2 separate regions of the Homo sapiens genome follow, and region 2 is linked to region 1. A link is a loop called in an ENCODE intact Hi-C map of the cell type or tissue named here. Cell type or tissue: gastrocnemius medialis. All regions are shown on one strand. Each heading gives the region's core, and the rest is flanking DNA. Links, peaks and the distances in the headings are about the cores only. Region 1 has its middle 14 kb from the start of TMC7. Region 2 overlaps SMG1 (SMG1 nonsense mediated mRNA decay associated PI3K related kinase).

Evidence for each region. Hi-C counts contacts between places; a loop is a spot of excess contacts. Peaks named below come from ENCODE experiments on the same cell type or tissue, not always from the same donor. Only the 100,000 strongest peaks of a DNase experiment are listed, where the experiment ranks them.
Region 2: it touches region 1 in a loop (2.4-fold over the local background); 25 of 110 quality-filtered maps call a loop at or near these places.

What each region holds. Positions count from the first base shown.
Region 1 is chr16:18,964,659-18,974,896 of GRCh38, forward strand. No RefSeq gene overlaps it. Among named protein-coding and RNA genes, the nearest start is that of TMC7, 14 kb to the right of the region's middle. RefSeq lists an enhancer at 7,631-8,131. In gastrocnemius medialis, for the core only: a CTCF peak has its summit at 4,814 (motif pointing left); a DNase peak (open chromatin) is centred at 4,783; H3K4me3 peaks cover 431 bases.
Region 2 is chr16:18,915,370-18,923,369 of GRCh38, forward strand. The region is part of intron 1 of SMG1 (SMG1 nonsense mediated mRNA decay associated PI3K related kinase); the gene reads right to left. Among named protein-coding and RNA genes, the nearest start is that of SMG1-DT, 6.8 kb to the right of the region's middle. In gastrocnemius medialis, for the core only: no CTCF peak of the experiment used is centred there; a DNase peak (open chromatin) is centred at 4,863; H3K4me3 peaks cover 152 bases; H3K27ac peaks cover 5,171 bases.

The DNA.
Region 1 (10,238 bases), core at 976-8,975:
TAAGAATGGCAAGTTTCTTTATTAGCTTCTCAGTATCAGCTCTGGCCTGAGATTCATGGTCTGGTCATTCAGACCAATGCTCCGAAGTCCCATAAAGAAGCAAAAACCAGGTTAGGTGTATTGGCTCTTGCCTGTAATCCCAGCACATTGGGAGGCTGAGGCAGGAAGCTCTCTTGAGCCCAGGAGTTGGAGACCAGCCTGGGCAACATAGTAAGACTCTGTCTCAATAAAAAAAAAAAGAAAAAATTAAAAAATTAGCTGGGTGTGGGCCGGGCACGGTGGCTCACGCCTGTAATCCTAGCACTTTGAGAGGCCGAGGTGGGTGGATCATCTGAGGTCAGGAGTTCGAGACCAGCCTGACCAACATGGAGAAACTCCATCTCTACTAAAAATACAAAAAAAAAAAAAAATTGCCAGGCCTTGGAGGGGCACCTGTAATCCCAGCTACTTGGAAGGCTGAAGCAGGAGAATCACTTGAACCCAGGAGACGGAGGTTGCGGTGAGCTGAGATTGCGCCATTGCACTCCAGCCTGGGCAACAAGAGCGAAACACCGTCTCAAAAAAAAAAAAAAATTAGCTGGGTGTGGTGGCACGTGCCTGTCATTTCAGCTACTCAGGAGGATGAGGCAGAAGGGTCTCTTGAACCTGGGAAACTGAGGCTGCAGTGAGCCAAGATTGCGCCACTGGACTCCAGTCTGGACAACAACAGAGACCCTGTCTCAAAAAGCAAAACAAAACAAACACAAAGCAGGCCGGGTGCGGTGGCTCACGCCTGTAATCCCAGCTACTCAGGAGGCTGAGGCAAGAGAATCACTTGAACCCGGGAGATGGAGGTTGCAGTGAGCCGAGATTGCGCCATTGCACTCCAGCCTGGGGAAAAAGAGTGAAACTCCGTCTCAAAACAAACAGACAAACAAACAAACAAACAAACAAACAAACAGCAAAAACAAGGCAGATGAGAACTGTTATGTAAAAGCCAAGGGCTCTGGTCTGTGAGCATCCCGTTTCCTGTCTTTGCATCCTGCAGATTAAAAAGGCCCTTCTGCTTCTCGTAAATCCCAAAGTCACATCACTCAACACAGTTGTCAGGTTGCGACTGGTTGAAATGCGGACAGGATTTAAGACTTTGAAAATAGACAGAGATGGACACATCAGAAAGAACAGAAAGACCCGGGGACATCCTGCATCTCTGCAGATTGAAGGTATCTCATGTGTATAAATTAATACAAATATATGACTTGCTCACACAGCCAGGGCTGGGACTCAACCCCTGGGACTGCTGGGAAACTTCTTTTTATTTTTTCTTTTTTTTTTGAGATGGAGTCTCGCTCTGTCGTCCAGGCTGGAGTGCAGTGATGCGATCTCGGCTCACTGCAAGCTCCGCCTCCCGGGTTCATGCCATTCTCCTGCCTCAGCCTCCTGAGTAGCTGGGACTACAGGCACCCGCCACCACGCCTGGCTAATTTTTTGTATTTTTAGTAGAGACAGGGTTTCACTGTGTTAGCCAGGATAGTCTCGAACTCCTGACCTCGTGATCCGCCCAACTTGGCCTCCCAAAGTGCTGGGATTACAGACGTGAGCCACTGTGCCTGGCCACTTTTTCTTTTTTTTGAGACAGAGTCTCGCCCTGTCGCCCAGGCTGGAGTGTAGTGGTGCAATCTTGGCTCACTGCAACCTCCACCTCCCAGGTTCAAGCAATTCTCCTGCCTCAGCCTCCTGTGTAGCTGGGATTAGAGGCCACCACACCTGGCTAATTTTTGTATTTTTAGTAGAGACAGGGTTTCACCATGTTGGACAGGCTGGTCTCGAACTCCTGACCTTAAGTGATCGGCCCACCTTAGCCCCGCAAAGTGCTGGGATTACAGACGTAAGCTACCGTGCTCTGCCAATTTCTGGGAAACTTCTGCAGTACAATATTGCCACCTGGAATTTAGTCCCTTAGTATGTGTCTCCCTTAGTATGTGTCTGCCAGGGCAGTTTCCACACTAGAGCGAAACAATTTATTTGTCCGTCTCCCCATTCCCACCCCCACCCCCAACTCCCACTTTAGGATACAAACTCTAGGGGCCAGGCATGGTGGCTTATTCCTGTAATCCCAGCACCTTGGCAGAATCACTCGAGCCCAGGAGTTTGAGACCATCCTGGACAATACAGCGAGACCCCATCTCTATAAAACATTTAAAAATTGGCCAGACATGGTGACACGCACTTGTAGTCGCAGCTACTTGGGAGGCTGAGATGGGACGAGGCTGCACTGAGTCAAGATTGCATTACTGCACTCCAGCCTAGGTGACAGAGCCAGCCCCCATCTTAAAAAAATTAACCAGGTGTTACGGTGTGTACCTGCAATCCCAGCTACTCAGGAGCCTGAGGCCAGAGGATTGCTTGAGTCCAGCAGTTGGAGGCTGCATTGAGCTGTGATCATGCTACTGCACCCATAAGGGCAGGAATTTTTTCTTTTCTTTTTAACTGAGGTGAAATTCACATTACATAAACTGTACAATTCAGGACATTCACAATGTCAAACAGTCATCACCTCTATCTAGCTCCAAAATGTTTTCATCACCCCAAAGAAGACCTCATACCCATTAAGCAGCCATTCTCCATTCTCCCCTCCACCTCCACTGGCAACCACCAATCTATTCTCTGTCTGTGGATTTGCCTATTCTGGACATTTCATATAAATGAAATCACCCAATTTGCGACTTTTTGTGTCTACCTTCTTTCACTTAGCATTAAAGCTTTTGTGGTTCATCTACATTATAGCATGTAGCAGCACTTTATTTATTTATTTATTTATTTTTGAGATGAAGTTTTGCTCTTGTTGCCCAGGCTAGAGTGCAATGGTGCGATCTCGGCTCACCACAACCTCTGCCTCCCGGGTTCAAGCAATTCTCCTGCCTCAGCCACCCAAGTAGCTGGGATTACAGGTGCACACCACCACATCTGGCTAATTTTTGTATTTTTAGTAGAGATGGAGTTTCTCCATGCTGGTCAGGCTGATCTCCAACTCCCTACCTCAGGTGATCTGCCTGCCTTGGCCTCCCAAAGTGCTGAGATTACAGGCATGAGCCATCATGCCTGGCCTCTTTTTTATGGCTGAATAATGTTCCGTTGCACAAATAACCCACATTTTGTTCATTTACTTATTTATTTTTTGAGACAGAGTCTTGCTCTGTTGCTAGGCTGGAGTGCAATGGTGCAATCTCGGCTCACTGAAACCTCTGCCTCACCAGTTCAAGTGATTCTCTTGCCTCAGCCTCCCAAGTAGCTGGGATTACAGGTGTGAGCCACCACACCTGGCTAATTTTTGTATTTTTAAAATTTATTTTATCTTTTTTCTTTTGAGACGGAGTTTCACTCTTGTTGCCCAGGCTGGAGTGCAATGGTGTGATCTCAGCTCACCGCAATCTCCGCCTCCTGGGTTCAGGTGATTCTCCTGCCTCAGCCTCCCAAGTAGCTGGGATTACAGACATGCACCACTACGCCTGGCTAATTTTGTATTTTTAGTAGAGACAGGGTTTCTCCATGTTGGTCAGGTTGGTTTTGAACTCCCGACCTCAGGCGATCCGCCTGTCTCAGCCTCCCAAAGTGCTGGGATTACAAGCGTGAGCCACTGCGCCCGGCCTAATTTTTGTATTTTTATTAGAGATGTGGTTTCGCCATGTTGGCCAGGCTGGTCTCCAACTCCTGATCTCAAATGGTCCTCCTGCCTTGGCCTCCCAAATTGCTGGGATTACAGGCGTGAGCCACTGCACCAGGCTCATTTTTCCATTCTCTTTTTTTTTGAGACAGAGTCTTGTTGCTCTGTCACCCAGGCTGGAGTGCAGTGGCATGATCTCGGCTCACTGCAACCTCCGCCTCCCGGGTTCAAGCAATTCTCCTGCCTCAGCCTCCCAAATAGCTGGAATTACAGGTGCATGCCACCATGCCTGACTAATTTATGTATTTTTTTAAGTAAAGGCGGAGTTTCACCATATTGGCCAGGTTGGTCTCGAACTCCTGACCTTGCGATCCACCCACCTTGATTCCCAAAGTGTTGGGATTACAGGCGTGAGCTACCGTGCCCGGCCATTCATTCATTCTTTGATGAACATTTGGATTGATGCTACCTCTTGGTGATTGTGAATATGATAGGGATTCTTGTTCACTCCTTTTCCAGTGCCTAGAACTATGCTAACCTGAAGAATGAAAGGGGGGCCAGGTGTTATTCATTTCTGTCTTCCCCAGAACACAATGAGACCAAAGGATGAAGTGGGCAGAAAGTCAACAGTCAACAGTAAAACCCAATGTGAGGGATGAAGGGAGGAAGGACCTGAATGGGAGAAAAGCTATTTTCTATCTTTTGTACATGAAAAAGTGAATCGCAATGGCTACAGAGACATATTTATATACCCAGATCTGAAAATGTTATTTGTCATCAGACCACAAAGGCAAAATGATGCATTGATATGTTGAGAGATTCACGGCAAATCACAACTGGGCAGAAATGACAGGGCGAGCACCAGGGAGAGAGGCATTGAAATCCAATTGCTTCCCTGCAAACGACTTCATTAAATTGTCCAGATTACTAGGAGCCTACTGCAAAAAAATGCAAAGGGCAAGTGGAGTAATTTCTTTTTGACTGTTGATGCAATTTGGAAGAAATTAAATAGCAATTAAGTTTGTTTACTTAGGAGGAGATAGAGTGTGAACACCCCGCGGGGGCCCCCCCTGTCAGCCTTTGGAAAATAAAACGGCTTTTGGTTCGGGATGGTTCCCTGGGGACCGCCCTGTTCCTTAGCGAGTTTGGCTACTTCGGCGCGCCCTCTGGTGGCCACGTGTGGAAGGTCTGGCAATTGTGCTTTGTTCCCCATCAGAGAAGGGGGTGGCTTCAGCCACAACAGTGTGGATCTGCAAATTAATTCACATTTAAACTGCAAAGCCTGACTCAGCATGTGCTACTTAGGGGTGCAGGAAGAGCTATATAGATGAAGTGATTTTTTAAATTAAAATTATAACATTAATTATGATTATGATTATGATTTTATTTTATTTTTTTGAGAAAGCGTTTCACTCTGTTGCCTAGGCTGGAATGCAGTGGCATGATCTCGGCTCACTGCAACATCCGCCTCTGGAGTACAAGCGATTCTCCTGTCTCAGCCTCCTGAGTAGCTGGGATTACAAGAACCCGCCACCACACCAGCTAATTTTTGTATTTTTGGTAGAGACAGGGTTTCGCCATGTTTGCCAGGCTGGTCTCGAACTCCTGGCCTCAAGTGATTCATCTGCCTTGGCCTCCCAATGTGTTGGGATTAGAGGCATGAGCCACAGCACCCGGCTACTCCAAAATATCTTTAAGACCCCACAGGAAGAAATAGAAGATAACCATCTTCTATTCATAAGAGTAGAATAGCCTCTATTCATGTTCATAAGAAACCTGATCCCATGAGCCAGTTGCCTCCCACCAGGTCCCACCTCCAACAGTGGGGATTACATTTCAACATGAGATTTGGGCAGGGCGTCCAAACCCTGTCAAGCAGCTTTATTCATAATTGCCAAAACTTGATATCAACCAACATGTCCTTTAGTAGGTGAAGGAGGTTTTACTTCTCATACCACGCCTGACACCAAATGAGAGGTTTTTTTTCCCTTTTGACATCAAATATGTGGTGTCTGTTTTTTTGAAACAGGGTCTTGCTCTGTCAACCAGGCTGGAGTGCAGTGACATAAATGCGGCCCACTGAAGCCTTGACCTCCCAGACTCAAATGATCCTCCCACCTCAGCCTCCTAAGTAGGTGGGACTACAGGTGTGCGTCACCATGTTTGGCTATTTTTGTTGTTGTTGTTGTTGTTGAGACAGAGTCTCGCTCTATTTCCCAGGCTAGTGTGCAATGATGTGATCTTGGCTCACTGCAACCTCTGCCCCCCAGGTTCAAGTGATTCTCCTGCCTCAGCCTCCTGAGCACCTGGGACTACAGGCATGCGCCACCATGCCTGGCTAATTTTTGTATTTTTAGTAGAGACAGGGTTTTACCATGTTGGCCAGGCTGGTCTCGAACTCCTGACTTCAGGTGATCTGCCCACCTCAGCCTCCTGAAGTGCTGGGATTACAGGCGTAAGCCACCGCTCCCAGTTGCTATTTTTTTTTTTGAGATGTAATCTTGCTCTGTCACCATGCTGGAGTACAGTGGCGTGATCTCAGCTCACTGCAACCTCCGTCTCCCGGGTTCAAGTGATTCTCCTGCCACAGCCTCCTGAGTAACTGGGACTAAAGGCGTGCACCACCCACACCCAGCTAATTTTTGTATTTTTAGTAGAGAGGGGGTTTCACCGTGTTGGCCAGGATGGTCTTCATCTCTTGACCTTGTGATCTGCCCGCCTTGGCCTCCCGAAGTGCTGGGATTACAGGTGTGAGCCACCTTGCCCGGCCTCCGGCCCTAATTTTAAAAAAATTCTTAGTAGAGATGAGATCTGGCCATGTTGCCCAGGTTGGTCTTGAACTCCTGAGCTCAGCCAATCCATCCATCTCAGCATCTCAAAGGGCTGGGATTATGGGCGTGAGCCACCGCATGCTGCCATTATGTGATGTTTTTTCTAACACCACCCCTCCAATGCTGACAACAGCTTCCCAAAACAAGCTTTCTGAGTCAGATAAGGAAGTTTCTGAGAGATCCTCCTAATGCTTCAGAAAAGAGCATCAGAAACACAGGGTTTAATACAATCATTCTTCGTTTATGAACGTTTGTGTTACTTGTTGAAGGAAGAGCCATAGCAGACAATGTTGGTTGGATCACCTGATATTATTCAGAACCTCATTCTAGAGTCTAGAAAACCAGATCTTCACTTTTCCAGACTTTCTTGCATCTCTGGATGGCCATAATGCCAACTTCTGCTGGTTTTGTCCTTAAACCTTTTTTATTGTCTTGAACAGGGATATGATGTTTGGAGATGTGGCAGCCATCTTGTAACCATGAGGACAAAAACTCTATATGCTATGAATGTCATTAGGGCTCAGAAAACAATACCCCAAAAATATGGTGCTTTGTCCTTTTTACTGATCTAAAGAAGCAGCCTCGAGGTCCCTCTGTGACCTTCACTCACCTCCTTGTCTTTCTGATCCTCTTTCCTGAAGCAACAGGAGGGACTCTGTCCTTATCTAAGAACACTTATCTCCAAAGAAATGCAATTGTCTAAGACACCTTCCCTAGGAATCTCATCAAGTAACCAGAAGAGACTGGGAGTCGTCACCACATCCAGACTTTTCATCTGTTCTTCTGAGGGCAGCTCTAAGGGATTACCTGGAGGACTTTTACCTGCATAATAAGCCAATATTTGTTCCTGTGCAGTTCCACCCCTCACCTGGTACATCAAACCTGTCTGTCTCATCCAGCTTGCAAAGAGAATCACTTTCAAAATAATATCTGTCTCCAGGTCCATACATCTCTCCTATGAAGAGAGTTTTTTTTTTTTTTTTTTTTGAGACAGAGTCTTGCTTTGTCATCCAGGCTGGAGTGCAGTGGCACAAACTCGGCTCACTGCAACCTCTGCCTCCTGGGTTCAAGTGAATCTCCTGCCTCCGCCTCCCGAGTAGCTGAGATTACAGGCATGCGCCACCATGACTGGCTAATTTTTGTATTTTTAGTAAAGACGGGGTTTTGCCATGTTGGCCAGGCTGATCTTGAACTCCTGATCTGCCCGCCTCAGCCTCCCAAAGTGCTGGGATTGCGGGCATGAGCCACCGTGCCCGGCCATGAAGAGAATATTTAATTTTCAACCACCTGGTCTCTCTTCGAGTCTCATGCTTTGTGTATGGCTCATGTGTTCATAGGCACATGAATAAATTGTGGATCCTTTTTTCTTCATTGATCTGCTTTTGTCAATTTATTATGGAGCAAATGGGCTCGCTTCCTGATGTGCACAGAAGCCAATAACTACAGCACTGGCTTTTGAAAAAATGAAAAAGGTTTTATTGCAAAATCAGCCAGCAAGGAGACAGGAGTCAGGCTCAAATCTGTCTCCTCTATTTGGGGCCTGGGGCAAGTTTTAATGGACCAGAGGGCAAAGGAAAGGATTTGAAAATGTCGGCTTGGCAGAGTCTGATTGGAGGACTTCAAATTTGACCATTTACGAGGCCGGGCGCGGTGGCTCACGCCTGTAATCCCAGCACTTTGGGAGGCCGAGACGGGTGGATCACGAGGTCAGGAGATCGAGACCATCCTGGCTAACGTGGTGAAGCCCTGTCTCTACTAAAAATACAAAAAATTAGCCAGGCGTGGTGGCGGGCACCTGTAGTCCCAGCTACTCGGGAGGCTGAGGCAGGAGAATGGCATGAACCCGGGAGGCGGAGCTTTCAGTGAGCCGAGATTGCGCCTCTGCACTCCAGCCTGGGCGACAGAGCAAGACCCCGTTTCCAAAAAAAAAAAATTTGACCATTTACAATAAGGTATGTTGAGGCAGATCCTAGCCCTGGATCTTTCAGGCCAAGGGACCCCTCACTTCTGAAATAGTCCAGCATTCAGGTTTTGATCATGTCTTCATCTTCTTGGATCTGAGGGGAAGAATGTTTTTTTCTGGATGTTATCAGAGGTCAAAGCTTTTGAGATGGAGTCTGACTCTGTCACCCAGACTGGAGTACAGTGGTGAGATCTCGGCTCACTGCAACCTCTGCCTCCCGGGTTCCAGCGATTCTCCTGCCTCAGCCTCCTGAGCAGCTGGGATTACAGGTGCCTGCCACCACGCCCGGCTAATTTTTGTATTTTTAGTAGAGATGGGGTTTCATCGTGTTAGCTAGGATGGTCTCGATCTCCTGACCTCATGTTCCGCCCACCTCTGCCTCCCAAAGTGCTGGGATTACAGACGTGAGCCACCGTGCCTGGCCTGGATATTCTCTTAATTGCAAACGAAAACATTCCTAATACAAGCTTCTTATAAGAATTTATTTATTTTATTTTTTTGAGATGAAGTCTTGCTCTTGTTGCCCAGGCTGGAGTGCAGTGGCATGATCTTAGCTTACTGCAACCTCTGCCTTGCAGGTTCAAGCAATTCTCCTGCCTCAGCCTCCTGAGTAGCTGGGACTACAGGCAGGCGCCACCACACCCGGCTAATTTTTGTATTTTTAGTAGAGACAGGGTTTCACCATACTGGCCAGGCAAGTCTTGAACTTCTGACTTTGTGATCCCCTCCGGCCTCCCAAAGTGCCAGGATTACAGGTGTGAGCCATCACACCCAGCCCTCTTAGAAGAATTTATACACATTATTATAATTACTTTTTTTTTTTTTTTTGCAATCACTGAACACTTTTTCCTAATGAGGAAGAAGAAAGAAACCTTTACTCAGAATCTATGCCACAGAACTTAGTACTTTGTTAGTTAGGGATTCTCTTGGGAGAAGATATCCCGGTAGGAGCAAGGCTTAGCACTCTACAGCAACTGCTTATTTATTTATTTATTTATTTATTTATTTATGGAGACAGGGTCTCATTCTGTCACCCAGGCTGGAGTGCAGTGACATGATCTCAGCTCACTGTAGCCTTCACCTCCCGGGTGCAAGCGATTCTCCTGCCTCAGCCTCTGGAGTAGCTGGAACTACAGGCACACACCACCATGCCCAGCTAATTTTCGTATGTTTAGTAGAGACGGGGTTTCTCTATGTTGGCAAGGCTGGTCTGGAACTCCTGACCTCAAGTGATCTGCCTGCCTTGGCCTCCCAAAGTGCTGGAATTTACAGGTGTGAGCCACCGCACCCGGTCTGAATGCTTTATTTTATTCTTTTATTTATTTATTTATTTATTTATTTATTTATTTATTTATTTATTTTTCCTTTGAGACGGAGTCTTGCTCTGTTGCCCAGGCTGGAGTGCAGTGGTGCGATCTTGGCTTACTGCAAGCTCTGCCTCCCAGGTTCACACCATTCTCCTGCCTCAGCCTCCCGAGTAAGCTGGGACTACAGGCACCCACCATCATGCCCAGCTAATTTTTTTGTATTTTTATTAGAGACAGGGTTTCACTGTGTTAGCCAGGATGGTCTCGATCTCCTGAGTTGGTGATCTGTCCTCCATGGCCTCCCAAAGTGCTGGGATTACAAGCGTGAGCCACCACGCCCAGCCACTTTATTCTTATAGACGTACTAGCACCCACACAGATGTCTTCTACTCATGCGGTAACATATATGGGAAAATTCTAGAATCCTCCACGAAAATGTCTCCCAAACATGATTAAAAATATGAACACTGGATGGTTGTGGTGGCTCATGCTTG
Region 2 (8,000 bases), core at 1-8,000, 50 kb before region 1:
CAGGCTAACAGGGCTGCCATAAGAGGAACGCTTTCCCCAAAAACACATCCTACAAGAACAGTGTTGTAATCTCTGGAGTTAACACTAACTATAAAAACACAAACTTGCAGGATCTCATTTTCATGTATTTACTTGAGGAAGACACAAATATAGAGTGGATGCTATTTATTGATGCACTTAGTAGGAAAGAAGGGGATAGCAAAAGTAACAATTTTACCAGATCCATGCACATATGCAGGTTGTATTTTACTGGAGATGGCACACATAAAAATTCCAGATAGTGGTAAGGATATGAAAAAAACGTGGCAGGAATGGGTGTCATAGTGAAAAAGTCACTGCATATCTGTACCTTGACTGAGGTCATGGTTACACAGGTGTATAGATTTGTCAAAATTTACTGAATTTAAGACCTATACAGGCCAGGCGTGGTGGCTCACGCCTGTAATCCCAGCACTTTGGGAGGCCGAGGCAGGTGGATCACCTGAGGTCAGGAGTTCAAGACCAGCCTGGCCAACATGGTGAAACCCCATCTCTACTAAAAGTACAAAAACCAGCCAGGCGTGGTGGCAGGCATCTGTAATCCCAGCTACTCAGGTGGCTGAGGCAGAAGAATCACTTGAACCCGGGAGGCAGAGGTTGCAGTGAGCCGTGATCACACCATTGCACTCCAGCCTGGGGGATAAGAGCGACACTTCGTCTCAAAAAAAAAAAAAAAAAAAACCAGAAAAAAAAAAAAAACCACCACCACTTATACATACATAAATTTTATCTCAAAGAAGCACCACAATAGAATTCAAAAGAGAATTCAATCTAAAAAGGAAAAGTACACTTGATTAATACAAGATGGAAAAGAATAACATTATAGGCCAGGCACGGTGGCTCACGCCTGTAATCCCAGCACTTTGGGAGGCCAAGGTGGGCGGATCACGAGGTCAGGAGATCGAGACCATCCTGGCTAACATAGTGAAACCCCGTCTCTACCAAAAATACAAAAAATTAGCTGGGCGAGGTGGCGGGCGCCTGTAGTCCCAGCTACTCGGGAGGCTGAGGCAGGAGAATGGCGTGAACCCCGGGGGGTGGAGCCTGCAGTGAGCCGAGATCCTGCCACTGCACTCCAGCGTGGGCGACGGTGAGACTCCATCTCAAAAAAAAAAAAAAAAAAAAAAAGAATAACGTTATAAAACCAAGTATCTCTGCATGAGCAAACTCCACAAGAATTTAGTAAGTTATACTCTACATTAAAAAACACACACAAAAAAAAACACAGAATAAGGGAGCATTTCCCATACATATGAAACCACAAATTTCTGTACTCTTTACTGTTAGGCCTCTATACAAGGGGAAGTATGTTTCATTTTATAGTTCCAAAAATAAAATGGGCTCTGAAAAACTTCAAGATAGTCAAAGACAGGTAACCAAAATAATGACAACATGAAAAGATAACAAACAGCTCCTCTGAATCATCAAGGGTGGTCCAATGAAAGGAGCCTCAGGGATTTGTTTTAGGCGATTAGGATAAGGAACAAGAGTCAGGTAACAAAGGCAGAAAATCCTAAAGAATTGTAACAATTCAATGTTCCCAAAAGACACCATGGACCACACTCCATTTTATATGACACTTATATGACATTCCATACATGTGTCTAACATGAAGATTGAGCAGATAAAAAGTATCACTTTAGTAATCATCCTCAATCAACACCAGATAACAAATGAGGGGCTTTTGCTTATGGAAATTCTCACATATTGAGCTGAACACTTTTACCTTAATTAATTAATTTATTTATTTATTTATTTTTTGAGACAGAGTTTCGCTCCTGTTGCCCAGGCTGGAGTACAATGGCCCGATCTCGGCTCACCACAACCTCCATCTCCCAGGTTCAAGTGATTCTCCTGCCTCAGCCTCCCAAGTAGCTGGGATTACAGGCATATGCCACCATGCCCGGCTAATTATTGTATTTTTAGTAGACATGGGGTTTCTCCATGCTGGTCAGGCTGGTCTCTCCCGACCTCAGATGATCCACCCACCTTGCCCTCCCAAAGTGCTGGGATTACAGGTATGAGCCACCATACATACACAGCCTTATCTTAAATTGTTAAATATAAACATAATACTCAGGTCCTTAGCAGCCCCTTCTCTATATTGTTCCAATTAACTGCCTCCCACTGCGATTTCTCTTGCACATGCATGCACGCACTCTAACACACACACTCCATTTTTTTTTCAGATGGAGTCTTGCTCTTGTTGCCCAAGCTGGAGTGCAACGGCGCAATTTCAGTTCACCACAACCTTGGCCTCCTAGGTTCCAGCAATTCTCCTGCCTCAGCCTCCCGAGTAGCTGGGAATACAGGCATGCACCACCACACTCGACTAATTTTGTATTTTTAGTAGAGACGGGGTTTCTCCATGTTGGTCAGGCTAGTCTCGAACTCCCCACCTCAGGAGATCCACCCACTTCAGCCTCCCAAACTGCTGGGATTACAGGCATGAGCCACCACGCCCAGCCCACACACTTTTTCAAGAAGCAACTAGATTTAATCTTCCTAAATTGTGCCACTCTCCCGCAGCTAATATGATTCCCTAAAGTCACTCCAAATACACTTGAACTGGGCCAGGGTGGTGGCTCACGCCTGTAATCCCAGCACTTTGGGAGGCTGGGATGGGTGGATCACCTGAGGTCATGAGTTCAAGACAAGCCTGACCAACATGGTGAAACCCCGTCTCTAGTAAATACAAAAGATTAGCCGGGTGTGGTGGTGCGTGCCTGTAATCCCTAGAGCTACTTGGGAGGCTGAGGAAGGAGAACTGCTTGAACCCGGGAGGCGGAGGTTGCAGTGAGCCAAAATGGCACCATTGTGCTCCAGCCTGGGCAACAAGAGCAAAAACTCCGTCTCCAAAAACAAACAAACAAACAAACAAAGAAAAAAACACTTGAACTATGATTCAAGGCCTACAATAGGGTTCCCAACCCAGTGCTTCAGCTTCACCTCTTATTTGTATTACTCCTCAGAAGTACCCAATTTCTCTACACACTGACAATTTGCACCTGGTCTTATCCTAATTTTCTTCTATTTTGGGGGGGATTCTCCCCCAAATTCACAGTGAAAATTGTACAGACCAATTCCATCACCCTACCGCTCCATACTTAACTGTATAGCTTTCCCTCCTCTGACCCTCCAGGTTTTTGTTTTTGTTTTTGAGACAGTCTCACTCTGTCACCCAGACTGGAGTGCAATGGCATGATCTTGGCTCACTGCAACCTTCACCTCCTGGGTTCAAGCGATTCTCCTGCCTCAGCCTCCCAAGTAGCTGGGATTACAGGCACCCACCACTGCATCCAGCTAATTTTTGTATTTTTAGTAGAGACGGGGTTTCACCATGTTGGCCTGTAACCCCAGCACTTTGGGAGGTCAAGGCGGGCAGATCACCTGAGGTCAGGAGTTCAAGACCAGCCTGGCCAACCTGGCGAAACCCTGTCAATCATGCCACTGCACTCCAGCCTAAGTGACAGAGCAAGACTGTCTCAAAAAAAAAGAAAGGAAGGAAGGTATACTGAGAATTGTATCACAAAATCCACATGCTCTCCCCTTTACAAAGCCCTTTACTTTTCTCCCATAATAACTTATAGCCTCCTTGAAGACAGTGGTTTTACAAGTCATAAAAATCCTGGCCGTGGCCCAGTGCAGTAGCTTATGCCTGTAATCCCAGCACTTTGGGAGGCCAAGACAGGCATATCACTTGAGGTCAGAAGTTCGAGACCAGCCTGGTCGACATGGTGAAACCCCATCTCTACTAAAAATACAAAAATTAGCCAGGGGTAGTGGCACATGCCTGTAATCCCAGCTACTCGGGAGGCTGAGGTAGGAGAATCGCTTGAACCCAGGAGGCCGAGGTTGCAGTGAGCCAAGACTGCACCAGTGCATTTCAGCCTGGGCAACACAGTGAGACCCCATCTCTAAAAAAAAAATTTATGACCGGGCACGGTGGCTCATGCCTGTAATCCCAGCACTTTGGGAGGCTGAGGCGGGCGGATCATGACATCAGAAGATCAAGACCATCCTGGCTAACACGGTGAAACCCCATCTCTACTAAAAATACAAAAAATTAGCCAGGCATCATAGCGGGCACCTGCAATCCCAGCTACTCAGGAGGATGAGGCAGGAGAATGGCGTGAACCCGGGAAGCAGAGCTGGCAGTGAGCCGAGATTGCGCCACTGCACTCTAGCCTGGGCAACAGAGCAACACTCCGTCTCAAAAAAAAAAATGTGTGTGTGTGTGTGTATATATACACACACACACACACACACACACACACACACACACACACACAATCTCCCTAGAAGCATCAATATTTACTGAATTAGAGTATTTCATTACCTGTTATAAAAAACAAACAAACCTTCCATTATACTAATTTGTAAAGGAATCAAAACAAAAGGGGTTGGGGGGGTCCAGGCACGGTGTCTCACTCCTGTAATCCCAGCACTCTGAGAAGCCGAGGTGGGAACCTGAGGTCAGGAGTTCGGGACCAGCCTGGCCAACATGGCGAAACCCTGTCTCTAATACAAAAATTAGCCGGGCCTGGTGACATGCACCTGTAGTCCCAGCTACTCGGGAGGCTGAGGCACGTGAATCACTTAAACCCAGGAGGTGGAGGTTGTACTGAGCCAAGATCGTGCCACTGCACTCCAGCCTGGGAGACAGAGTAAAACTATGTCTTAAAAAAAAAGGCCGGGTGCAGTGGCACACACCTGTAATCCCAGCACTTTGGGAGGCCGAGGCAGGTGGATCACCTGAGGTCAGGAGTTCACGACCAGCCTGACTAACATGGTGAAACCCCGTCTCTACTAAATATAAAAAAGTTAGCCGGGTGTGGTGGCACATGCCGGTAATCTGATCTACTTAGGAGGCTGAGACAGGAAAATCGCTTGTACCTGGGAGGTGGAGGTTGCAGTGAGCCGAGATTGCACCATTGCACTCCAGCCTGGACAACAAGAGCAAAACTCCGTCTCAAAAAAAAAAAAAAAAAAGTTGGGGTGAGGTGAAGGTTCAACTTAAAGATACAATTACTAAGTGTTTCATAAGGAATGACTTATTTCATAATGGAGTAGGAGTTTGACACCAGCATGGGCAACATGGGGAGGCCCCATCTCTACAAAAAAATAAAAATAAAAAATTAGCGTGCCAAGCATGGTGGGTCACACCTGTAATCCCAGCACTTTGGGAGGCCAAGGAGGAAGGATCACTTGAGCCTAGGTATTCAAGACCAGCCCAGGCAGCATGGCAAAACCCCATCTCTACAAAAAACAAAAAAAAATAAAGTAGCTGGGGGTGGTGACATGCACGTGTGGTCCCAGCTATTGGGAGGGTGAGGTAGGAGGACTTACTGAGCCTGGGAGGTGGAGGCTGCAGTGAGCTGAGATGGTTCCACTGCACTCCAACCTGAGCAATGGAGTAAGACTCTGTTTCAGAAAAAGAGAGAGGAAGCCAGGCATGGTGGCTCACGTCTGTAATCCCAGCACTTTGGGAGGCCGAAGCCGGTGGATCACCTGAGGTCAGCAGTTCAAGACCAGCCTGGCCAACATGGTGAAATCCCATCTCCACTAAAAACACAAAAATTAGCCGGGCATAGTGGCATGTACCTGTATTCCCAGCTACTTGGGAGGCTGAGACAGGAGAATCACTTGAACCAGGAGGTGGAGGTTACAAGTGAGCTGAGATTGTGCCACTATACTCCAGCCTGGGCGACAAAGTAAAACTCTGTCTCAAAAAAAAAAAAAAAAAAGAGAGAGAGAGAGAGGAAAAATAAATAAATTAGCCTGGGACTAATTTATTAGTGGTGTGGTGGTATGCACCTGTGGTCCCAGCTACTCAGGAGGCTAAGGCGGGAGGATTCCCAGAGGAAGTCAAGGCTGCAGTGAGCAGTGATTGCACCACTGCACTCCAGCCTGGACAACAGAGCAAGAGCATATCTCAAAACAGAGGAAAGAAAAGAAAAGAAAAACATAAAAACAAACGTTCCTTTAGTTTTATTTTTCATTTTTATTTTTTAGTTTATTATGGCTGTTTTACTCTCCCCTCAAGTAAAATAGCCATACACAATTTGCTGAAATTTTCCTTAGTGTACTTTGAAATCCGTGGAACAGAACTGGAAATCACTGAATTCTATTTGACTCTAGTTCCATTTAATATTAGACTGGTGTGAAAGTAATTGCGGTTTTTGCCAAAACCGCAATTACTTTTGCACCCACCTAATAGGTATAAAATATGTAACTTCACTTAATTTTATCCTTTATGTATTTCCCCGTATTATGTACCTATGGACATCAAACTTAGTACAGACTGATAAAAGGCTGAATAGACAACTCTGGTTTCAAAAATCCAGCTTCTCACAACATCAGACATACTAGTATACAGCTTTTCTAATTTCACAACACATTTCCATTTCTTGGTCTTTCACAACAGAGAAGATGTGTGTACTTTTGAATACTTTAATCTGTCTACAATCTACCAAAATTGGAAGGTCTTTTTATTATACAGTTTCATCCTTTTAGAAGTATAGAAAGATCCTAAGTTTGGGCACAGTAAGACACTCAATATAGATCTACTACTAAACAAGTAAGACCAATTACACAATTAATGTCCTAAAACCCCGAGTGGAGAAGTAAAATCTACTTGTTTTCTGTTGACTTGAATGCCTTCTCTTCTTTGTTGAATTAATCAATCTATTTGACTCCAATGTCAAATTAATCAGTCACTTTAGAATATTAAAATGTACAATTATGAATTACACATTTAATTTTAAAACACATCATTCTGATCTCTGTCTTGATTGATACTAGAAGATTATCTTCCAAACTAAGGTGGAAAAAATGACAGACTTTAGCTATTGGCAATGATAGGTCATTTTTTTAGGGAAGAGGAGTAAAGAGGGCAACCTCCATAGGTCAGATATCCCTTTGTTCTAAGAAGCCACCACCCCTGTTTCTTCATATGAAAAAAACCAGAGGCATCCAGTGGTTCCCAAAACCTTCTCAACTTTACGCTTGAGGAACCCATAGATTTCAAATAATACAACTGACCTAAGACCACTCATTTGTTTAACCATTCTTTGAGAAGGAGTCTTGCTCTGTTGCCCAGGCTGGAGTGCAGTGGTGTGATGTCGCTCAGGACAACCTCCGCCTCTCAGGTTCAAGTGATTCTCCTGCCTCAGCCTCCCGAGTAACTGGGATTACAGGCATGCACCACCATATCCCGCTAATTTATTTATTTATTTATTTATTTTAGTAGAGACGGGGTTTCACCATGTCAGTTGGCCAGGCTGGTCTCGAATTCCTGACCTCGGGTGATCCACCCACCTCAGCCTCCCAAAGTGCTGGGATTACAGGTGTGAGCCACTGCCCCCGGCCTGCTTAACCATTCTTAAATGTCGGGTGCGGTGGCTCACACCTGTAATCTCAACACTTTGGGAGACTGAAGGTGGGCAGACTGTTTGAGTTCAGGGGTTCAAGACCAGCCTGGGCAACGTGGTGAAAACCCCATCTCTACAAAAAATACAAAAATGAGCCGGGCTGTTGGCAAGCGCCTGTAGCCCCAGCTACTTGTGGATGCTGAGGCAGGAGGCTTGAGCCTGGGAGGTCGAGACTGCAGTAAGCCAAGTATCTGTGCCACTGCACTCCAGCCTGGGTGACACAGCAAGACCCTGTTCTCAAAAAAATTTACAGAAGAGTTGACTGGGAGCACAGTGAATGAAAAGGAAGACTATAAGCCAGTGCCATATAAATGCTTACTGTTGGAGGTATGCTTCTATGGAACACGGGTTTGCTCTCTTGCCATAAGACATTCACGTATACAGCCACCTGCAACACTTCCTGTCAGTATGTGTGAAGTATCATGTGTGGTCAAAATGGACTCAACAGTCATTTTCCACACCAACTGGCAAACTAACACTAAAAGAAATCAACAAGTGTTGCTTTTTCAAAAGCCTAAATCGGCTGAG